Regions from separate parts of the Homo sapiens genome. Here regions 2 and 3 are each linked to region 1. Evidence: chromatin contacts called from ENCODE Hi-C or POLR2A ChIA-PET data. All regions are on one chromosome and are shown on one strand. The core of a region is the stretch at or near the end of the contact, and the rest is flanking DNA. Distances in the headings are between cores, read along the strand shown. Region 1 overlaps MEF2C (myocyte enhancer factor 2C). Region 2 overlaps MEF2C-AS1 (MEF2C antisense RNA 1). Region 3 overlaps MEF2C-AS1 (MEF2C antisense RNA 1).

Evidence for each region. A loop is a pair of places that touch in the nucleus more often than their neighbours do. ChIA-PET counts read pairs that join two places held with the same protein, here RNA polymerase II (POLR2A). Pooled maps may share reads with other maps.
Region 2: a loop to region 1 is called in a map of endothelial cell of umbilical vein, with 3 times the contacts of the local background. The contact joins two enhancer-like sites. A Hi-C loop is called at or near these places in 1 of 168 maps with a recorded cell type or tissue (endothelial cell of umbilical vein), 9 of 37 single-sample maps with no recorded cell type and 5 of 50 pooled maps. POLR2A ChIA-PET finds 5 or more read pairs at or near these places in 2 of 52 experiments (T-cell and WTC11).
Region 3: a map of ascending aorta shows a loop between it and region 1 (3-fold over the local background). The contact joins two enhancer-like sites. A Hi-C loop is called at or near these places in 9 of 168 maps with a recorded cell type or tissue (Caco-2, Calu3, GM12878 and 5 more), 35 of 37 single-sample maps with no recorded cell type and 16 of 50 pooled maps. POLR2A ChIA-PET finds 5 or more read pairs at or near these places in 1 of 52 experiments (Panc1).

Annotation. Positions count from the first base shown.
Region 1 is chr5:88,731,035-88,733,676 of GRCh38, reverse strand. It overlaps MEF2C (myocyte enhancer factor 2C), which reads left to right. Exons shown (of 11, transcript NM_002397.5): 7 at 1,776-1,948. Among named protein-coding and RNA genes, the nearest start is that of GSCAR, 35 kb to the right of the region's middle. RefSeq lists enhancers at 1,075-1,354, 1,475-1,524. Within about 2 kb of position 1,341, at least 19 of the 41 ENCODE cell types and tissues checked have a DNase peak (open chromatin) inside an H3K27ac peak, as active enhancers do; they include ascending aorta, where a contact is called at or near this core.
Region 2 is chr5:89,119,581-89,122,222 of GRCh38, reverse strand. The region is part of intron 4 of MEF2C-AS1 (MEF2C antisense RNA 1); the gene reads right to left. Among named protein-coding and RNA genes, the nearest start is that of MEF2C-AS1, 240 kb to the right of the region's middle. Within about 2 kb of position 1,307, at least 2 of the 41 ENCODE cell types and tissues checked have a DNase peak (open chromatin) inside an H3K27ac peak, as active enhancers do.
Region 3 is chr5:89,086,288-89,088,929 of GRCh38, reverse strand. The region is part of intron 3 of MEF2C-AS1 (MEF2C antisense RNA 1); the gene reads right to left. Among named protein-coding and RNA genes, the nearest start is that of MEF2C-AS1, 200 kb to the right of the region's middle. Within about 2 kb of position 1,334, at least 2 of the 41 ENCODE cell types and tissues checked have a DNase peak (open chromatin) inside an H3K27ac peak, as active enhancers do; they include ascending aorta, where a contact is called at or near this core.

The DNA of each region.
Region 1 (2,642 bases), core at 92-2,591:
GGTAAATGAATGGGATATGAAGAACAAATCTGCTTTATACAGTGTGCCTCAAATATATTTTGCTTCTAAAGATGTTCCCATAAATATCTCCTGAAATATACCTTTGCTCTGCCTTCCCAGTTCCTCATGGCCTCTATCTCAGGCCATCAAAGTAGTCTCCAGACTGGTCCACACTAGCAGGCCTTACTAATTCCTGAGTATACCAATGCCAGTAGATCTTTCTGACCACTTAGAGGTCTGTGTCATACCTCTACTCTGAAACTTTCATTTCCACCATATAAACCCAAGGACTTTTAGCCTGGAATTTGAGATCTCCACAGCCCAACCCCTGCATCCCTCCAGAGCCTCTGACACCCCTCTCTTTTCACGGGTCCCCTTCTAAACAGGTTCCTCTCAGTGCCCCTTACCATGCTCTTTAAACTCCTACCTCAGCCCTTTCCTACTGCCCAGTCACAAGCCTAACATATCTTCCTATGGCCTTTCTTTAAGGCCCTCATCAATTCCTGCCTCTTCTGTGAATCTTTTATTGGATCACCTCTTCTCTCCCGGGAACTCAATAACACTTAATCTGGATTACTCTGCAGGCACCTCACCCTACGCTGCCTTGTATTGGTCTTTATGTTTTCCATGAGTATGTATTGGATTACCACAAAGAGATTTCAGAGCTTTTCAAGCCTGGGGCCTTGTCTTTGCATCCTCACTGGGTAGCACACAATCTCACTCATGCAGGGGTAATAGATACTTGTGTTTTGTAATGATGGCAATAACAATGAGGTTTAACTGTCTCCTTTAGAAAGCTTCAGAAAACAACTGTCTAGTTTCTAGCAAGGATTGTTGAATCAGGTAGCTGAGTTCTCTTATTCTCCCTTCAGAGGCAGTGGAGGAAATCAGCAGATGTCTTTCTGAGTCCACTGTCATGCCAGCTCTGCTGGCATTTGTAATCAACTCCTCCCTAGCTCTCTTGGTCATATTTTGAAATATGAAAAACGCAGACCTTGGGATACCCACTTTTCTGTTAGTAGGATACTGAACATCAGAGACCTAAGAAAACCCTTTCAGTCTTCCAGTTCAATGGCTATTCCTGTGCCTTGGTGAATCAGCACTTTAGCGGAGGCATCATCACTTCATTTCAGCTCCAGGGAAGGAGTCTTGCTTTCTGAAGTTCTGTGTGAGGAGGAAAGCAAGGGTTGTACACTGAACTTAGTAAGGAGGGCAAAGCAGATGGAAGAAAAACCATAGAGAGAATTCACTCAGAGAAAAGCGGAACTGAACAGCAAAATGTGTAAGCGGCTTCCCCTCCTCCTGCCTGTCCTAGAAATTACAGTCTTGCTGGTATGCCCTTTCTTCATTTAAGGACACACAGACACACAAAATAAAACCCAAACCAGTGAACTGAAAGAGTGAGTCACGCCAGCCAGGCCTCCGCCAAGCTAGTCAATTAAAGTGCAAGACCAGTTCTGTGCTTTTCTTAGACCCTGAACTACTGTCTGACTTTCTTCCTGAATATTTTTGATAGGAAAAAAAGTATATGCTGACTTCTGAGCAAGTTGATGTATATTGGCTCTCTTCTCATAAAAAGTTTTTAATCTTCCTTCAGAGGACTATTGAATACTTAATTGGGTTACTTGTCCCATGGAGGTCAAATCAGTCATCCTATGGTTTTGCAATGTACGTCTTACCATTAAGCTTTTGTTTTTATTCTCATGTTGTGTATTCTTCGGAAACGTATTTGACCTAGATTTCTTCCTAAATGCTTTATTGTTTTTTGTTAACAGGGAACGGGTATGGCAATCCCCGAAACTCACCAGGTCTGCTGGTCTCACCTGGTAACTTGAACAAGAATATGCAAGCAAAATCTCCTCCCCCAATGAATTTAGGAATGAATAACCGTAAACCAGATCTCCGAGTTCTTATTCCACCAGGCAGCAAGAATACGATGCCATCAGTGGTAATACAAAACTACATTTTAAATAAATATTGATAATGTTTTGTATATGTTTTGCTGTTTTTATATTTGTCTAACTTGATGAATTACTTAACATTCTCCCAGAAAATTAACATAACAGTGCCATTGACAGAGCCTTGCTTGTATTTAGCTATTATTTCTGGTAACTGGTTTGCATTTCCCTTTTCCGTGTAAAAAAAATATATATATATATCTGGTGAACTTCACTAGGCTGATGTTCTAGGATAAGAAAAACATTTTCTTTTAAGGCTTTCAATTTATAGTTGGAAAAAAATCAGACACTACCATCGGTCAATCTCTACGTCCCATAAGCAGAGTAATAATAGGTAATGAGGTACTTTATAACATAGTATTTTTACAATATTTATGTCCTCAACACGCTGACAATGAGAAAGTACTTTCCACAATTTCTAAATGAACTTTCTCCTGTTAATTAGCAAATCCTTTCTTAGATGTATTGCAATGATTATATCTAATACATCGCATGCCTACACACTGCCTCAATTCATCTTTCCATACATTTACTTCATGAAAATAGCTATCTCTCAAAAGCAAATTAAAATCCTAGGCATTTTAGGAACAAAGGTTATATTTTACATCAAAAAAGAATTGTAGCACCTCTAAGGAAGATAAATAAATAAGAAATTTTAAATAGAGGTTATATCCCCAGACCCTG
Region 2 (2,642 bases), core at 58-2,557, 390 kb before region 1:
GAAGTATTTTTGTCTCCGCATTTATTTTATATATTAATTTATGAAAATTTTGAATAAATGTGCAAACAACTACAATTGTCATACAATTCTCTGCTTTTAAGAAATGTACACCACTTTGGGAGGCGGAGGCGGGCGGATCACGAGGTCAGGAGAACGAAATCATCCTGGCTAACACGGTGAAACCCCGTCTCTACTAAAAATACAAAAAATTAGCCGGGCGTGGTGGCGGGCGCCTGTAGTCCCAGCTACTCAGAAAGCTGAGGCAGGAGAATGGCGTGAACCTGGGAGGCGGAGCTTGCAGTGAGCAGAGATCGCGTCACTGCACTCCAGCCTGGGCGACAGAGTAAGACTCCGTCTCAAAAAAAAAAAAAAAGAAAGAAAGAAAGAAAGAAATGCACACCAGCACACCCAGAAGTCACAAGAGCGACTTTATGACTTTTAATCTACACCTTGATGCAGTATTTACCACTTAACCCTCAGGTTGACATGTATTGTCTATTTGAAGATGATTGGTTTTTAGTAGCATTTTACAACTGTAAAATACTGTATAGTTTTAATGTTTGTCACATATGAAAAATGTATACCTCATGATCCCATTTACCATGAACTACAATTGAAAAAGGAGGGAATTAAACAAAAGAAGAGTCATATCGTTTTCAAATTGTGTCTAAATAAAACACGTCAACAAGTAAAATTTGGAATATTTCAAAATTAAGTTGATGGATCTCATTTTTTCCTGTCTTTGAAGTAATTCTTAGAGCAGTCCATCTAAGATTACCCAAATGTTGCAAAATATACAATTCCTATTCTCTTTTTTCTACACAGTTCCTATGTAAAATAAGATTTCATATTATATAACAATATTAAGTGAATATGCTATAAAAATAATTTTTAATATACTGTCCTGATAAAAATGTTTTGATATTTTATTATACTTAAGCTTGAAATAATTAGGTTTCTTGTTATTAATGAAATAAAATAAATTATCTGGTTGGTGGTGCTATAAAGCTACAGCACACATATGAATAAGTTTTGCCCCTTTTTTGCAGCTTTTAAATCAGATATAAGACCGGTCATGTTTGAGGTCTTCTTTGATCAAAGTATGCAATATGTCCTGTCACTTCTGTTGGTATTCCATTAATGCATTGTAACTTAAACATGTTTCAGTAGTCAGGTAAGTTTGGGATACCCTGCCCTAAAGGGTTGCTCAGACTCGCTCCATTGAACCCGTCTCATGCTTTGCAGTGTAACATAGTTCTGCCAGCAAGCTGAACTTGCCCAATTCCCTTATTGCCACACTGAGGAAGCAAGCACTCTTTCCCCATTCCCTGAGTCAGCATTCAAGCTCTCAGTCTCTTCCTTAACAGTGGGTAAAGTGTCACACTCTATCTTGATATTCTCCCTGAGTGTGCCTGAGTGGAGTCTATTATGCTTCTTTCGTGCAGTCTCAAACCTAGTATTTAAGACTTGAGAAAAGCTTATCCATAGTTTACTTCATTTCTGCAAATAAAATCCTAGGGACACACTTAGAGTCCTAGAGTTCCCCAAAATATCTATGCAAATTAAACTGTAATGAAGATCTCGAAATACATTCATTCTATAGATGTTTCCTGGGATAATGATTCTTTGGACGTAATTTCTTAGAGTGTTTAAATTAAATATTTTCTGCGCGCAGAATAGTAAGCGCTCTTCCAGTTTTTCCAGCTTTCTTTTATCTTTTTCCTTTAATATTGTGACTTCAAGGTCATTGTAATGATGTAGTGTGTGAGTGTGTGTGTGTGTGTTTGTGTATGTATTCTTCCTAATTCCCCTCTACAAAGTTGATGTTACATTTTTAACTTACATTGAGACATCTTGGCTTCTTATTAAAATCTATGATCAGAAAACATTATTGTACTGCCAATAACATTTATTTTGGCTCCTTTTTCCTCCTTTCCCTTCCCTCTTCCTAGGCCTACAGATGTATTTCTTTATTATGATTACAGATTTAGATTCAGAACATAACCAAAAGAATTTTCTATCAATAGGCTTCACATGCACATTTTTCCTTTATCTAAAACGTCATTCTTTTTAGTCTCTATAGTGCACAAGGTGTTACCTAGAAAAGGATTTTACTCAAATTATCCAAAGCCTTGTTCATTTATCAAAACCACTGTCCACACTTCACAAAATGAATAGGAAATGGCTCCCATTCATTTTGAACTGATAACTTGGACTAAAAGTCATAGGCATCAATGCTAAAAGGCATGGAAAATTCCCACACTCCACCACCAAATCCTGACCTGGGAGATTTGTTCTAATGTTCACAGGCAGGCATAAACTGTAGAATACATTCTGCCCTGTTGACTCATAATTTTTAATGAAATAATGCAAGACTTACACAGCTCCTTTCTCCCAAAAGCATTTTAAGGATGCATACGGCATCTAAAATCCTTAACAAGAAAAGTGTATTTTCCCCTGATAAAAAAAAAGACAGTGCCACTATGTATTGGTAGTTATATATCACAGGGAGTGAGAGAAACTGAGAGGGAGAGAGAGAGAGAGAGACAGAGAGGAAGTTGATTTACAGATTGAAGAAAGTTGATAAATTATAGTGTTACAGTGTAAGTTGCCTGATATTTTTATTTTGACAACTGTCCTCC
Region 3 (2,642 bases), core at 85-2,584, 360 kb before region 1:
TTTGGCACTGTTGTATGAATAATACTTGCTTATTTTATTTTTATTTAAATGTGCTATGTCTTTTGTTCTATGGTTGCACAGCACAGAATCGCCCACCTACTCCACTCCCCTCAAAATGGAAGGTGGCACTGTTTTCTTAAGTTATCCATAAATAGTGAAGCAGAAGAACACATCAAAAGCTGTGCACCCTGGGGATTGCTTATTCTGTTCTACATAGAATTCAGCTGAGTTAACTTTAAAACATTCCTTTTCATTTAAGTGCCCCCTTAAACAGCGTAAATGATAGAGCACCACATAAGCTGCTTACAATTTCGACTGCACATTTTATCAGGAAAGCTATCTATCCCAGATTTCTTCTCTTCAGAAAAATTTTAATGATCCAAGGTCACACCTTTTAAAAAGAATGAGGTCTAGTTTTACATAAGAAGGTCCAACTTGTAGGGTTTTATTTTCTTTTTATGCTCAGACCTCACAAACCGAGGACCGCAGTCTTCAAATAGCCTTCCTTGTTAAAATTGAACTCAGAAAAGGAGGTTAGTCTACCTCAGAATTTTAAGTAAAGCTTCTACAACAAAGTTCAGTGTTCCAAAGCTTTAAATAAATCTGAATTAAAGCAGCACTCCATCACTAAGGTGTTTAAATTGGGTTGCTAATCCCCTTACTCTTGAAACAGAGCCTGGCATTCTGGGGGAAAGCAGTGTAGACCTAGGATTGCTTCTCATAGTCGGAGCCTCAGACCACCTGCATCACCATCACCCGTAGTGCTTACTCAAAGCAAATTCCTAGGCCCGTCCCAGTCTGACTGAATCAGATTCTCTGTAGGCAGGCCGAGTACCTGCACCACTGACACATTCCCCAGGTGATTTTTGCCTCCACCACAGTTTAAGAACCACTGCTGGGCATCCATCACTGTGGCCGAAGGAGTCCAGCTGGCATCACCTCTTAACCTCTTAAATTCTTCCATTTCAGGAGACTGGTGCTTTTAAGTTGAACCTTACCACCACTTTGAGGCCAGGATTATGCTAAGAAGATTAAGGTCCCTCCGAATATTCAGAACTTTTGTCTCCCTGCTGTCAGCAACCAAGGAAGCTGGCAAACGCTGGTCTCGCACAGTAACATTTAGTGCCGGTCAACACACCGTATGGGCTAACATCTGAGCCCAGAAATAGGAAAGGCGAGTATAAATAGATTTGAATTGGGGTTGGACAAGGATTTGGCAGGCAAAAAATGACTCTGTGTTGATGGGGTGGGGAAGGATAGCTGCCAATTCAGGGATCCGTGGTGGAGGAGCTTCCTGACCCCTGTCCACCCCAGAAGCTAGAGGTTCCTGTATGGTCTCTGGACTTCTGAGCCTTTGGCTATAATTAGGGAGGTTACTGCTTTTCCTGGCTTCTTCCATATGCATGTTAGTTGTGTTTGGCATTAAGCAGCAGTGTTTGAAGAGTGTCTGGCCCCCACTAGCATTTAGTTGAGCCAGTCACTGGAAAAAATGACAATGGTATCTGGCATAGAATTCAGGTGCTAAAATACCTTTATTAAAATAGAGGAAATGGCACCTATTAGGAAGTGACCCCGAGCTACTAAGTTTTATTAGACTGAGAAGAGGTGTTTCCCCCAACCCCTTTGAAGCATATTGTAAATTCCCTTCTGTCTTTCATGGTATTTAACTGCAAAAATGGGTGCATTCAGTAATTTCAGATTTTCAGTGCTATTTTTATTGCAACTCATTTTGTGTAGTATCAGGGAATACCGAGCTGTGACTTGGCATGTTTCAATAAAACTTTTTGTACATATTTAGCTAAAAAAGAAAATTTGATGGGGTAGGAGAGAGAGTCAACACTACTGGCAATTTCCCATTAGCAGTGCAGGAGGTAAAAGTCTAAAATAAAGCCTGTGGGAAAAGTCTGAACATGGCATCCAAGCTTAAAAGAAATGACATTTCCCTTTTTTCATCCTGAGGTGGGAGAGAAGACTTGACAGAAGTGAGTGAAACCTCACTCAGTAATATTCCTCTGAAGCCAGCCCTGATGTCAGCAGTGGGCATGTTAACCAACGGATGAAGTGGGCCATGTCCACCCTCCACAACTCTATAAAACCACTTTAAAGTTAGCACGAGGTGCTGGCTCTCCCCTTTTCTCAATGAAAAGCATACTTCTTGATTAAAAATATATGTTTCTACTTTATGCCAAAACAAGACAGCATTATTTTCAAGATGATCATAGAAACCAAGTTAAATGTGTTTCTTATTTCAAGAGATAAAAAAGCATCGCAATGGTGAAGAAACATTCAGTGCTGAATGTTGGTTTAATGTAGCCTACTATGCACGTAATTTATTTTGAAACACAGTGATGTATGAAAATCTTCAGCATTCTTGACAGAATGAGATTACACATCCATCTCCCTCTATGCTTTAAAGAAAAAAAAACCTTGACTTAGCCTGCCAATGTTACAAATAATAACTGCGTATGTCTGCATTGTAATACTCCTCCTGTTATTTCCACTTTCAGAGATAGTAATTCCTGGGATAATTTCATTCATAAAGGGTTCCCTTAGGAGTAAGGTGGGTGGTCAGAAAAAGATATTGAAGATAATTTGTAGTCCTGTTGGACAAATTCTCAACTCAGTTTGATTCTCCCTTGTCA